Regions from separate parts of the Homo sapiens genome. Here regions 1, 2 and 3 are each linked to region 4. Evidence: chromatin contacts called from ENCODE Hi-C or POLR2A ChIA-PET data. All regions are on one chromosome and are shown on one strand. Each heading gives the region's core, a stretch centred on a gene start or an enhancer-like site at or near the end of the contact. The rest is flanking DNA. Distances are from core to core; before and after follow the strand shown.

What was found. Hi-C counts contacts between places; a loop is a spot of excess contacts on that map. ChIA-PET counts read pairs that join two places held with the same protein, here RNA polymerase II (POLR2A). Pooled maps may share reads with other maps.
Region 1: a loop to region 4 is called in a pooled map, with 4 times the contacts of the local background. The contact joins the promoter of KCNC4 here to the promoter of TMEM167B in region 4. A Hi-C loop is called at or near these places in 4 of 50 pooled maps. POLR2A ChIA-PET finds 5 or more read pairs at or near these places in 3 of 52 experiments (CD4-positive, alpha-beta T cell, CD8-positive, alpha-beta T cell and activated CD4-positive, alpha-beta T cell).
Region 2: a pooled map shows a loop between it and region 4 (13-fold over the local background). The contact joins the promoter of RBM15 here to the promoter of TMEM167B in region 4. A Hi-C loop is called at or near these places in 1 of 168 maps with a recorded cell type or tissue (naive thymus-derived CD4-positive, alpha-beta T cell), 2 of 37 single-sample maps with no recorded cell type and 9 of 50 pooled maps. POLR2A ChIA-PET finds 5 or more read pairs at or near these places in 1 of 52 experiments (CD4-positive, alpha-beta T cell).
Region 3: a pooled map shows a loop between it and region 4 (2.3-fold over the local background). The contact joins the enhancer-like site here to the promoter of TMEM167B in region 4. A Hi-C loop is called at or near these places in 2 of 50 pooled maps. POLR2A ChIA-PET finds 5 or more read pairs at or near these places in 3 of 52 experiments (B cell, GM12878 and activated CD4-positive, alpha-beta T cell).

The regions. Positions count from the first base shown.
Region 1 is chr1:110,208,824-110,211,865 of GRCh38, forward strand. It overlaps KCNC4 (potassium voltage-gated channel subfamily C member 4), which reads left to right and starts at 1,491. Exons shown (of 4, transcript NM_001039574.3): 1 at 1,491-3,042. The coding sequence starts at 2,677. It overlaps KCNC4-DT (KCNC4 divergent transcript), which reads right to left and starts at 1,164. Exons shown (of 2, transcript NR_046546.1): 1 at 788-1,164; 2 at 1-381. RefSeq lists a silencer at 1,171-1,850.
Region 2 is chr1:110,337,849-110,340,797 of GRCh38, forward strand. RBM15 (RNA binding motif protein 15) reads left to right here and starts at 1,529. Exons shown (of 3, transcript NM_022768.5): 1 at 1,529-2,949. The coding sequence starts at 1,558. LOC124904276 reads left to right here. Exons shown (of 1, transcript XM_047437983.1): 1 at 1-1,155. The coding sequence starts at 587. The coding sequence ends at 1,093. It overlaps RBM15-AS1 (RBM15 antisense RNA 1), which reads right to left and starts at 1,323. Exons shown (of 4, transcript NR_036595.1): 1 at 1,149-1,323. RefSeq lists enhancers at 208-397, 1,538-1,837, 1,868-1,987, 1,958-2,696, 2,068-2,517 and a silencer at 498-767.
Region 3 is chr1:107,934,774-107,938,014 of GRCh38, forward strand. All of the region lies in intron 1 of VAV3 (vav guanine nucleotide exchange factor 3), which reads right to left. Among named protein-coding and RNA genes, the nearest start is that of VAV3-AS1, 28 kb to the right of the region's middle. RefSeq lists an enhancer at 1,503-2,039. Within about 2 kb of position 1,803, at least 15 of the 41 ENCODE cell types and tissues checked have a DNase peak (open chromatin) inside an H3K27ac peak, as active enhancers do; they include B cell and GM12878, where a contact is called at or near this core.
Region 4 is chr1:109,089,397-109,092,678 of GRCh38, forward strand. TMEM167B (transmembrane protein 167B) reads left to right here and starts at 1,368. Exons shown (of 3, transcript NM_020141.4): 1 at 1,368-1,486. The coding sequence starts at 1,477. It also overlaps the pseudogene NDUFB3P1. RefSeq lists an enhancer at 1,002-1,201.

The DNA of each region.
Region 1 (3,042 bases), core at 241-2,740, 1.1 Mb after region 4:
ACAGCTAAACTCTGAAATACAAACATCAGTTTCGAGGAGCAGGGACTGGGCACAAAGGGGGTGCCAGTAAATGTGTGTTTCTGATTAACTCACCTCCCCTGCGTGTCAGTACAGATCATCAAAGATCATTGTCATTTTGGTTTTCTGGCCTCATTAATAATGAGACTTTTGCTTGTAAAAATCCCTTGCATTGGCACTGAGCTTTTAACCTTTCCTGAGACACACATAGGCCCTTGTCTTGTTTTTCTCAGTTGAGCTAGGTACTGCCTGATCTGGAACTGGGAAGGTGCACAGGTGTCCAGGGCAGGTGTGTCATTCACCTTTCATTTCTGCCTCAAGATCTCTTTACATCATCCAGACAGGCATGGAGGCTGCCTGAAGCTGTAAAAAAGAAAAAAAAACCCAATGGGGATTAATATGAAGATGTAAAATAGGTTCTGGACTTAACAAAAACAAATGAATCTGGAAATTGCTCTTGGGATAGGGCCAGTAAAGTCCTGTTGGTGCCTACGTTTTGGGTATGGCAGCTTCTCAATCACTTAGCAAACAGGTTCTCAGAGGCAGGCACTGTGGGAGCTATCAAGATGAAAAAGCACAATGCCGCCTGCAGGAGCTCAGGGTTAGGGAGGGGAGAGGAGACATATACACAGGCAAAGTCAAATTGTAATGGGTAGAATAAGAGTAGAAACAGGAAGGGGTCATGAGGCAGGACACGGGCATTTCCTATGTGGACCCCAGAGCAATGACGAGCAAAGGCTTTAACTAATGACTTTTCAGGGCCACCCACCCACTCCACATCCATAAAACATTTCGCGATGAACACAGCCAGAGCTACGGTTTCCTTCCATCCGGCACAAGAAGCGCTTCTCTGCCCAAGGCCACCCCGTCCTCCATTCCATCGCGGGGACTTTGGTGGCTGGGACAGAGGCGGAGAGCATCAAGACCATGGGTGTCTTGGGCTACGTTGGGCCTCCGAGGCGCAGGATGCGGGGCGGGGTGGTCAGAAGGCCCCAACACGGTCCCTGGGAAAGGAGAGGGCAGCCTGATCCTCGCGACAGCGTCTCTACCCTCTTTCTTCCTTGGCCTTCCGTCAGCCGCAGTGAAACGGCAACAGTGCGACCAGCTTGGCGGGGAGGGGGCGAGGGACGAAGCAAGAAGAGCCGGGCGGAGGTTAGAGGTCAGGGGTCGAGAGCGCTTCGGTGTCAGCGGGCTGCGGTGGGAGGAGCTGCGGGCCCGGGGGAGGCGCGGAGCAGGGCTGAGGGGGGCGGGAGGGGTTGCCGGCGGAAGCGCGCAGGGGCGGCGCGCTGGGCTGGGCACTGGCGGCGAGGAGGTGACGCGCTTGGTTGGGGCTCGGCTCCGGGGAGGAAGACTGCGCTCGGTCGCCAGGGCCTGCAGTGAGTCGGATCGGCCCCGCGCTGCGCCGCGCCCCGCCCACCCCGCCCCGCGAAGGGCGCGTCTGGGCGAGGCGGGGCCCCGGAGGAAAAGGCGCCACTGGGGCGTGGCGGCCGCTGCCAGCGCCGGAGGGAGACCATGAGCCCCTAGGGCCCCAGCCCACCGGCGCCGAGGCGCCCCCTCCCCTATGCCACCTCGCGCCCGCCCCCTGCCGCGCGCGAGCCAAGGCCGGCGCCCCGCCCGGAGATGGGCAGACGCGTAGATGGCGTGGCTCCCAGCGCCGCCAGATCGCAGGAACCAGGCGCCGGGGCGTTGCGCTGAGGCTCCCTCTCCGCGCGGCCCGGGAAGCCTGCAGGTGTCCTTGGCCGCTCGGCCGCCGCCCCCGGTACACCTTCGCCAGTGCCCAGAGCCCGGCTCCCCAGAGCGGCCCCGCCCCCCAGGCTCGGCGCCGCGCAGGACGCCCCGTCTGAGGCACCCCCGCCCCAGCGCGGCCCCCGCAGCGCTGCGCCCGGTCCGGCGCAGCTCCCAGCCGCGGACGCAGGACCCGAGGCTCGCTCCTGCGGGCGCGCTTGTTTTCCAGCTGCCGCCTCGCCCTGCGCAGCCCCCGCCCGCCCGGCCGCCGCTCTCTGCTCTGCCCCGCCTGCCTTCCTCGCCCGGCGCTGGATTTATGAATGGGGGGAAGAGGCCACATGCCGCCGCCGCCGCCTCGTGTTGACCGCAAGCAGCCCGGGCCCACGGAGCTCCGGCTGCCGTGAGAGTGTCGGCCTGGCCCCGGCAGCCGCTCGGAGGACTTGTTGCTGCTGCGCTGCCGCCGCTGCGGGGAAGCCGGCTATTCCGGGGCTTGGTGCGGTCTTGGAGCCGGAGGGTGGCCCGTGTGAGCGCGAGCGCCCCGGACCTTCGCGGTGCGCGTGGACTGTGCGCTTCCTCGTCTTTGGTCGGGGTGAAGGCGGGGGCGTGTCCCCGGCCCAGAGCGTTTGTGTGTCCCGTCGTAGCGGGGGACCGCGTGTGTGCTTGCTTCTACTTCCCCGGGTCCTCCCTCTCTGCGCCTCCCTCTCTCCGGAGCTTCCTGCCCTAACCCCAACCACCTGTGTACCGGAGAAATCCAACTCCTCCCGCTCCGCGTCCTAGGGGGATAGGCAGGGGCAAGCCCAAGCCGCAGAGGGGGCCGCCACCGCCTCCTGCCTCCTCTTCGTCTCCTCCCCCTCCCCCGTCTGACGCTGCCTCCTCGGGAAGGGTGTTTGGAGGGCAGCGGCCGCCCCAAGCCGGAGCCCCGCAGCGCTTCTTATGATCAGCTCGGTGTGTGTCTCCTCCTACCGCGGGCGCAAGTCGGGGAACAAGCCTCCGTCCAAAACATGTCTGAAGGAGGAGATGGCCAAGGGCGAGGCGTCGGAGAAGATCATCATCAACGTGGGCGGCACGCGACATGAGACCTACCGCAGCACCCTGCGCACCCTACCGGGAACCCGCCTCGCCTGGCTGGCCGACCCCGACGGCGGGGGCCGGCCCGAGACCGATGGCGGCGGTGTGGGTAGCAGCGGCAGCAGCGGCGGCGGGGGCTGCGAGTTCTTCTTCGACAGGCACCCGGGCGTCTTCGCCTACGTGCTCAACTACTACCGCACCGGCAAGCTGCACTGCCCCGCGGACGTGTGC
Region 2 (2,949 bases), core at 279-2,778, 1.2 Mb after region 4:
CCGGCGAGTGCTGGGGCACAGGCCATACCCCCCTAAGCTCGGCATCGCCTGCACCTCTCACAGGTGCTCTGTCCGCCACAGTAACGCACTATGGAAAGGAAAGTTGTACGGCGAACGACTGAAGGAGCCAAACGAGGTGGATCTGGAGCGGCCGCAAGGTGCCTGTGCTGCTGGCTTTTAACACACAATAAGAGTGCCAAGGGATACAAGAAGCCACAGGGGGAAAAACAAGTGACATATCTGCATGGAGCCTAAATTTCGCTTGGTGATTTTCAGGGTAGAAGCATTACATATTAAAAACACTGCTATTTTAGGGGAATACAGAATTTAAAAATCCACACAGATTCGCAACATAAAACATGCCGCCCAAAGACACGTCCGCGGTGTCCCGACAGTTCCGGCTCCGCCCGCGGGCCACGAGGCGGGGAGCGACGGTCACTCCCCTCGGTTACCCGGAGTACTTGGGCGGGAACGGGTAGCTCGCGGGAGAGACGGGCTCCTGGGCGAGGGCTGCGTCTTAGTCGCCCTGCTTCTTAGCTCTCGAGGTCCCGCGTGTTACGTGTTAGCACCGCCCGGGGGCGTCAGCATGACCCGAGGCTGCAGGAACCGTGAACTCTCTGCCCCGCGGGCCCAGGTGACCGCGGGCGGCGCTCTCCCGCGCGCGGGGGGCGGGGCTCCCCCCGGCTGTTCACTCAGCTACCACAGCGACGTAAAATGGTGTCCGCTAGGCGTCCCAGGACGGCTTCCTGAGGGACTGGAGGGCCCCGACAGCCGGAAAGCCTGCCCCGCCCCTTGGCCGGCACAGGTACGACGGCGGGGAGCTCAGAAGTTTCGAACTCCAAGGGCCGAAGCACAGCCAAACACCCCACGGAACTTAACAAATGTTTGTGGGGAGAACGCCGAAAACGCGGGGAGGCGGGGCTGGCGCACAGTCACCCTCTCGCGACATCTAAGTGACGTCGCACAGCAAGCACGTGTTCTAGTCTTTCACCTTCAGTCAGCCTCCTCCGTTATACAGGCCTACCCCTTTAAGCGAGTGATGGACAGTTATTTCAGCCTATCAACTTCCTTGCCGACATCCAATCAGATTTAAACTTCTTTTAGCCGCCGGAGGAGTTGGAAAAAGGGGGTCGAAAGAGGGAGCTTACCGTCTCTCGCGATATCGCTGTGAGCCTGCCTCTCTGGAAAAAACGCCGAAACTGATGGCCCGACCTCCCAAATAGTGGTTTAAAGGACGGGTTTATAAGCCAATGAAAGGGATAAGGAGGTGGGTTGCTGCTGTCACTGAGCAAGAAGTACCGTTACAGGGCAGACTTTTTGTCCAATCAACACCTCAACACTTTGGGTCACGTGACCGCAGAGTGCGAGGGGCGGAGCTACAGTCTGGCGCGAGGAACCGTTAAGATAGACAACAAATGTAACCAATGAGGTACTCCGACTAGGGGGTTGGGAACCCAATAACAGTGGTTGGGCGGGCGCCTTCCTGGAGCGCGGGGAGATGTAAAGATAGACAAATAATTTTCCCAATGAGACTGTAGAAGAGAGAGCAATTGGCCAATGAGGACTGCGGGGCGGGACCCTGTGCCGCGGCGGAGTCCAAGATGGCGGCGTGCGGTTCCGCTGTGTGAAACGAGCGCGGGGCGGCGGGTTACTCAGCTCCGCGGAGACGACCTCCGACGACCCGCAACAATGAAGGGAAAAGAGCGCTCGCCAGTGAAGGCCAAACGCTCCCGTGGTGGTGAGGACTCGACTTCCCGCGGTGAGCGGAGCAAGAAGTTAGGGGGCTCTGGTGGCAGCAATGGGAGCAGCAGCGGAAAGACCGATAGCGGCGGTGGGTCGCGGCGGAGTCTCCACCTGGACAAGTCCAGCAGTCGAGGTGGCAGCCGCGAGTATGATACCGGTGGGGGCAGCTCCAGTAGCCGCTTGCATAGTTATAGCTCCCCGAGCACCAAAAATTCTTCGGGCGGGGGCGAATCGCGCAGCAGCTCCCGGGGTGGAGGCGGGGAGTCACGTTCCTCTGGGGCCGCCTCCTCAGCTCCCGGCGGCGGGGACGGCGCGGAATACAAGACTCTGAAGATAAGCGAGTTGGGGTCCCAGCTTAGTGACGAAGCGGTGGAGGACGGCCTGTTTCATGAGTTCAAACGCTTCGGTGATGTAAGTGTGAAAATCAGTCATCTGTCGGGTTCTGGCAGCGGGGATGAGCGGGTAGCCTTTGTGAACTTCCGGCGGCCAGAGGACGCGCGGGCGGCCAAGCATGCCAGAGGCCGCCTGGTGCTCTATGACCGGCCTCTGAAGATAGAAGCTGTGTATGTGAGCCGGCGCCGCAGCCGCTCCCCTTTAGACAAAGATACTTATCCTCCATCAGCCAGTGTGGTCGGGGCCTCTGTAGGTGGTCACCGGCACCCCCCTGGAGGTGGTGGAGGCCAGAGATCACTTTCCCCTGGTGGCGCTGCTTTGGGATACAGAGACTACCGGCTGCAGCAGTTGGCTCTTGGCCGCCTGCCCCCTCCACCTCCGCCACCATTGCCTCGAGACCTGGAGAGAGAAAGAGACTACCCGTTCTATGAGAGAGTGCGCCCTGCATACAGTCTTGAGCCAAGGGTGGGAGCTGGAGCAGGTGCTGCTCCTTTCAGAGAAGTGGATGAGATTTCACCCGAGGATGATCAGCGAGCTAACCGGACGCTCTTCTTGGGCAACCTAGACATCACTGTAACGGAGAGTGATTTAAGAAGGGCGTTTGATCGCTTTGGAGTCATCACAGAAGTAGATATCAAGAGGCCTTCTCGCGGCCAGACTAGTACTTACGGCTTTCTCAAATTTGAGAACTTAGATATGTCTCACCGGGCCAAATTAGCAATGTCTGGCAAAATTATAATTCGGAATCCTATCAAAATTGGTTATGGTAAAGCTACACCCACCACCCGCCTCTGGGTGGGAGGCCTGGGACCT
Region 3 (3,241 bases), core at 553-3,052, 1.2 Mb before region 4:
TTTCAGACTGAACACACACTCTGGGGAATTTTGTGAATCACTGTGTTGTTATTAAGAGAAAAGCACATGCTAAACAAAATATAGCGGCACAGCGAGGCAAATGAGAGGAGACGTGCTACAAGAAACAAATTCTTGCACGACCAGGCTATCTGCAGCTTTGAGGAGAAGAGTTGGTAGTACATGAACCCATCACACACTAGTAACAATAGCCTCTAATTTCCCTCTATCACTTTTCTTCATAAAATATATTCACCTCCCACAGATTACGCGAACTGATGGGGCAAGTTTCCGGTTGGCAAACATTCATATCAGCCAATTTGCCAATGAGAACAATTGGCAGTGTTCTACTTTCAACATAAATTCCTAAGGTCTTCTCCATTTGGGGGCAATTACAGCTGTAAGATTACAGTTTCCTACAGTTCTCCAAAGCAAAGCAGTTGCTTCTAATTATTCCTTCATTTTAAAGCAATTAAGCCAAATGTTATTTGATTTCATTCAAGTGAATAAATATTGAGTTCTTCCTAAGATAAACCTCTAGAAAGCCAGAGTTTACACTGCCAGTCAGCAAATAAAATTCACAGTGATAAGGTATATCAAAGAAGTAAATATATAATTCTCCAGGAAGAAAGGAGCAGCAGCACCTACTGCACAGAGACCACAGGGTCTACTCTCTCCTACAGTGTTACGAGCACTGAAATGTTCAGTGGTTGGAGAAAATGAAAAGCCAGGTCTGACAAATACACAAATTTGGTCCTCAGTCCCTAAAATTAGAAATAAGTTTCCCCATCAGAATGAGGATGAACATTTCATTCACTCACTTACTCATTGCAGTTACAGAAATGAGTAAGAAACCATCCGTGACCTGAATAAGTTCACAGCAAGGTAGGCAGAGGCAAAGGGACAATAGGGTGCAGTGGTGTGCACCATGACAAAGGGGAAGTGCTAGGGAGGCACACAGGAGAGGCACCAAAAACAGACAGGCCAACCAAGGCCATTACCTATGCTGTATTTTGCAGAGAAATAGGAGTTAACCAGCAAAGGGAAAGGTGTTCCTATTACAATGACAAGGAGATGAAAGAAACCATGGTATATCAGGTGATGGTCTAATGGAAGGGAGATAAGGCTCTGAACTACACCGATGACAGAGGCACACAGACATCAAAGAGGTGAAAATACCCCATCAGTTGAAGAATTTTGCTTTTCAGTGTGTGAGAGATGAGGACACATTTATGCCCCTTTTGGAAACTTTACTGAAATTTTATGATTTGGGGAGAAAAGTAAACGTAGGACATTATTACAGTTCCTAGATTTGATGAACTAATAATTTTTAAAATGTGAATTGAGAAGGGAGAGGAGGGGCTCAAAAATATGAATTGATAGATAAAACATCCTGAAAATACACCCACAATTTTTTTTAGTACTTGGAAAATAAATCTGAAAATAATTTGAATAATCAACAATGACTTAATGCAACATGTAACACTTTTGAATAGTGGAAAACCTCTTACAAATTTGAGGAAAGTGCATTTAGCCAATGAAAAATTCTATATTTAATATATAAATTAGTTGTGCATAGTGTTAGAATTACAATATAACTAGATTAGAACCAAAAAGGTAAATCAGATTCTGGGTCTGATTTTTAGATTATAAACAAGAAATCTAAAATCAAACACTAACAGATTTGTCTTACCGAGTTTTTAAAGATATGACAATCTAGAGAAACAACAGTGACAGTAGACAAAAATTACTGCTGCCCTTTTATTAGCCTTAGTCGGCAACTTCTGTTTTTAATTGTTTTCATTCATTTGCTTAATTGAAACCAAAGCTGGCCAAGTGACTCAAGAATGAGTCACAGCTCCCCTCCTGGAGTAGCCACAAGCCTGACTGTGGCATACTGCATGCACTAAGCCTGAATTTCAAGTTGGAGAAGAATGCATGACAAAATGCCAAGGGCTGCTGACATTGCCAAAGAAGTTGTCAGGACCATAAGGATGTCCTGAGAGTAGAATTCCCTGCACTTCCTTTCCTGGTTGGAATTTATGCACTTATGCCTCATCGCAAACCACAGAAAAGATACACCTGTGTCACGCTGCTCCTTCCCCGACCGATCTTGTGATTTGATACACATCATTCCTTAAAAGGAAGGGACATCTGAGAGGGCACCCCTTTTACTTACTTCTCAATGCTGCCGGTCAGATTTCCAAAGACTACGGGAAATGGGAGGGCCAATGTGACTACTGAGATTGCCACACCTTACACACAGTCAGGCAAAGGATGCCTAGCAAGAGTGACAGTCTAAACATAACACCCTCCACCGCCACCCCAAAAAAACAGCTCCATCATTCACACCATAATCCTGTTTTAACAAATAATGCACATGTGACACAAAACCACAATATTTGGCGATCTGAAAAACATACCAAGAAATAATGTGTGATTATTTAAATTCAAAACACCACCATGACTATTGAGATGTTACTTCTTATAGAGGCAAGGATGAAACCCACGCATGACTAATTGGTCCCTTCCATGCTGACTGTGGAATCCTCCAGCCTTTGCACAATGAATGTGGCTAGTGACTGCAGCAGCTGTAACATCAGCACAAAAGGTTTTCTTCAAACCAAACTTCCATCTCTGCCTGCCAAATACCAGTATGTCATTTCCTTCCTGCTGGACTCCATGGTTTCTGGAGGACAAGAACCATGTAATTCTTAAACTTACACCATTGGTATCCTCTACTATTTGAGATAAGTACAAAACATTCAATGAATGTGTGATGAATGCAAAATGAGCAGGGAATACCTATAACTGCTTCTTGGCTGTTTATGCCCTCACTATCATGTTGACACAATGCTAAAGAAAGTATGCATAATTATCCTAATTACAGTCATTACAGCCAAAAAGCCCTTAAAGTTAATCACAAGGTTTCTAGTGGCACCCTTAAAATAAAATTATAAATTAAAATTCATAAAATTCTAAGACTCTGGTTAAGGCTTGTAGTCCCAATTATTAACACAATATAATGACTGCATTAATATCTATACACTATAGGTAGGCCCCAATTTAAGAAAAATTTTAGAATGTAGTACACTAACATGTCTAGTCCTTAGAATTTAGAATACATTTTTCCAAATAAATAAGGCTCTTGTGATCAAGTTCATAGGCCAGCAACCCTCAACTCAAAAAAGCTGAAAATAGAAAAATGAAATCATTTTATCTTTGCCTCCTTGCTTTGAAGCAT
Region 4 (3,282 bases), core at 118-2,617:
GGCACTGCAGCAGAAAGGGGCAGAGTCCCTTTAGGCCCTTGACAAGCACGGCGGATTAGTAACCGTATAATTTAACCCTCCAGTTAGCCTTGGAGGACTCGGTGTCGCACTTCCGCCCGAACTCTAATAAAGCGGGCCGAGTTGTGTGCAATTAAGGATTTCAGTATGCAAATCTGAATCTGTACTTTTGTCTCCTCCACCCCACCCCCATCATTAGACTGGCAATGTCTTTTGTCACGTTGTCAAAGTGTCCTCAGAGAAGCGGTGTCTAGATATCGCCGATTTCTGGTTAAAGTGGCTGAAGTGATCCCAGCATTAATTAAATGCAGGAGAATCGAGATTCTCCTGATAGTTTAAGGAAAAGAAAAATTCACACAAGCAAACGGGCAACCCTTTGAATGTTTTCCGACGACGTGGTGCTTTAGGATCTGAAAGATGCGACTTGGTTTTTGTTGTTGTTGTTGTTGTTGTTGTTGTTTTTGAGACGGAGTTTCCGCTCTTGTTGCCCAGGCTGGAGTGCAATGGCGCGATCTCGGCTCACCGCAACCTCCGCCTCCCAGGTTCAAGCGATTCTCCTGCCTCGGCCTCCCGAGTAGCTGGGATTACATTACAGGCATGAGCCACCATGCCCGGCTAATTTTGTATTTGTAGTAGAGACGGGGTTTCTCCATGTTGGTCAGGCTGGTCTCGAACTACGATCTCAGGTGATCCGCCTGCCTCGGCCTCCTAAAGTGCTTAGATTACAGGCATGAGCCACCGCGCCCGGCTAATTTTGTATGTTTAGTAGAGACGGGGTTTCTCCTTGTTGGTCAGGCTGGTCTCGAACTCCGACCTCAGGTGATCCGCCTGGCTCGGCCTCCCAAAGTGCTGGGATTACAGGCGTGAACCACCGCGCCCGGCCGCGACTTGTTTTTGTTACAAGGTTCCTCATTTCATTTGCAACGTTCAGACGCAGTCTGACTAGATTTCCATCCGGAGTAAGGAAGAGCAGCTCAAGGGCAGTCACGGAGGCCGCAGGTGCGGCTTCTTCACCCGCGGTGCTGGAGTTCTCTCAAGTGGAAGCCCAGGACGATGAAAACCTCATAGGTAGGCTGCTGCTTACACACAGCAGCCGCCACGGCGCAAAATAAACTACAAAACTACAAGCCTTTACCTTTTCAAACACACTGACGCGGGCCAGCCCCAGCCCTACGCCCGCAGGGGCACGCAGAAAAGACTTAGTTACCACGGCCAAGTACGAAGCCTTCGAGATAGCGTTCTTCTTACCCTACGTAAACACGCAGTTTCCCGAGCTCGACAATCGGCTAGCCACTCCTGATAGCGTTCGGCGCTCGCCTCTCGGCCCTTGCTCCTGCGTACTACGGCTTCTTCCAGTCACCTCGGCCCGGATCGGGAAGTGTCAAGCGGGCGCTCCCCCATCTCCGCCGCTATTACCACTGAACCCGGACCCCCTACCCAGGTCCAGGGCCAGCCGCCATGACGAACGGTGAGAACTGATGCCCTGAGCGGAGGGTGGGAGTGAAGGACGAAGGGAAAACGTGGCGGGCGGGGCCGGGACTGACGTGGCCGTTCTCCCCGCCCCCTCCCAGCCCGGCCCCCCTTGGCCTCTCGACGCCCCTAACTTCTGTACCCCTATACTCCTCTACGGGTTCCCCCTTCCCATATTCATCTAGGACCCCCAGTGCCTCTTATGCTCACACCTCGAGTTATCTATCCCTATGCTTTGCTTTCCCTTTTCTTTTTCTTAGTTCTTTCTGGCCCTTGGAGAGGTCAGTCCCAGAGGTACTACTGCTATTTAAACCCGGGGAAGAGAGAGGCTCCTCCTCCCAGCTCCCTGCGTTCTCATGCTTTCGGACCGTAGTTTTGTTGAGAGGGCCAATAAATGACATAGAATATCAAGTCCCACACTTTTGGGGTTGCTGGTGAATGTAGACCCCACAAAAGCTTCTTCTTACGGAAAAATACCGGAAAGATTTCTGATTTTAAAGTCCTGGCGGGGTGATCCCACGTGGAGACCCTGACTAGTGTTGCAAAGGGTGGATTTAGACACTGCCTCTTCTAGATGATGAGGCAGTTTATCTGACCTAATTTTCCAGGCCTCTTCAAACACTTTATGAATTCTGAATTCCAGAGGAGGACAGGAAGGAGGGCCTTCATGATTTTTAGTGTCAACCTTACAGGAAAGGAGAAGAGAAAGCCTTTTAGGCATTACGATGATTTGAGGGGCTCCGGAAAGCATTTCTCAAAAGTACTTTGTCCATAGACCTGGCACTGAAGACTCGAATTTAACCTCCTTGTGAATTTTGGCATTGTCTGCAGAAACTTATGAGAGAAAAGGGGTAGCACGTGAAGGTATAGTTCCTCAGAAAACCTTAGTGTATGTATTAATTTGCTGGACCCTTTCTTAGTGACAGCTTAGCTGTGAGACAGTTTTACTGGAGGAAGAGAGGTAGTGTGATCTAGAACTGGCAGACACTGGTTATATATAATATTCATTTGGAGCTTCCTGGGAAGTCAGAGGTCTCAGGATACTAGGCACAGTAAGAAAAGGGAATTTACCCAGAGGAAGACAGAATCTGAACCAGGAAGTAAGACAGCAGTTTGACACGGTAGTTGCTGAATAAATTTTAGTCATTCTTCCCCCATTTTGTGGTCCAATATCTTCTTGTTTTTTGCAATTAGGTGATTCATTGTGCTTCCCTGTACAAGAAATAAGCTTGGTTTATGTATTTAAGAAACAGAGCTAAGAAGTTAAAGCTTTCTATGTTGAAGCCTTAGATACTTTTTCTTTGTTTTAGAAAAATCTGTTATTATTCTGGCAGAAATTCGGTTTGTTAAGAGTATCATCCATAAAGTGTAAGATAATGATAGGAAAATTGTAGTCATGTGGATTCTTACTCTTGCAACTTTCATTAAGCTTAATTTTTTGCCTTAACATATTCTTCACCAACAGTTGCACATCTGACAGTTTTGGCTACATATCTAGCTCTCCTTTATCATATGAGTGATTTATAACAAGAACATGTTAAATTCTCTGTGCTGAGTCTCTAAGGATTCATATGTCTCAATCTATTGCCAACACTAGTCATTCCTGGGATGCTAATTTCTGCCCAGGATTTCTACTTCTTGAAAGGTGAGGGGAAGGACCAGTGACATTTTAGTAAAGGGGATGTAAAAAAAAAAATTTTTTTTTGAGTTGGGGTCTCACTCTGTTGCTCAGGCTACAGTGCAGTGGCATGATCGTAGTTCATTGCAGCCTCGAACTCCTGGGCTCAATTGATC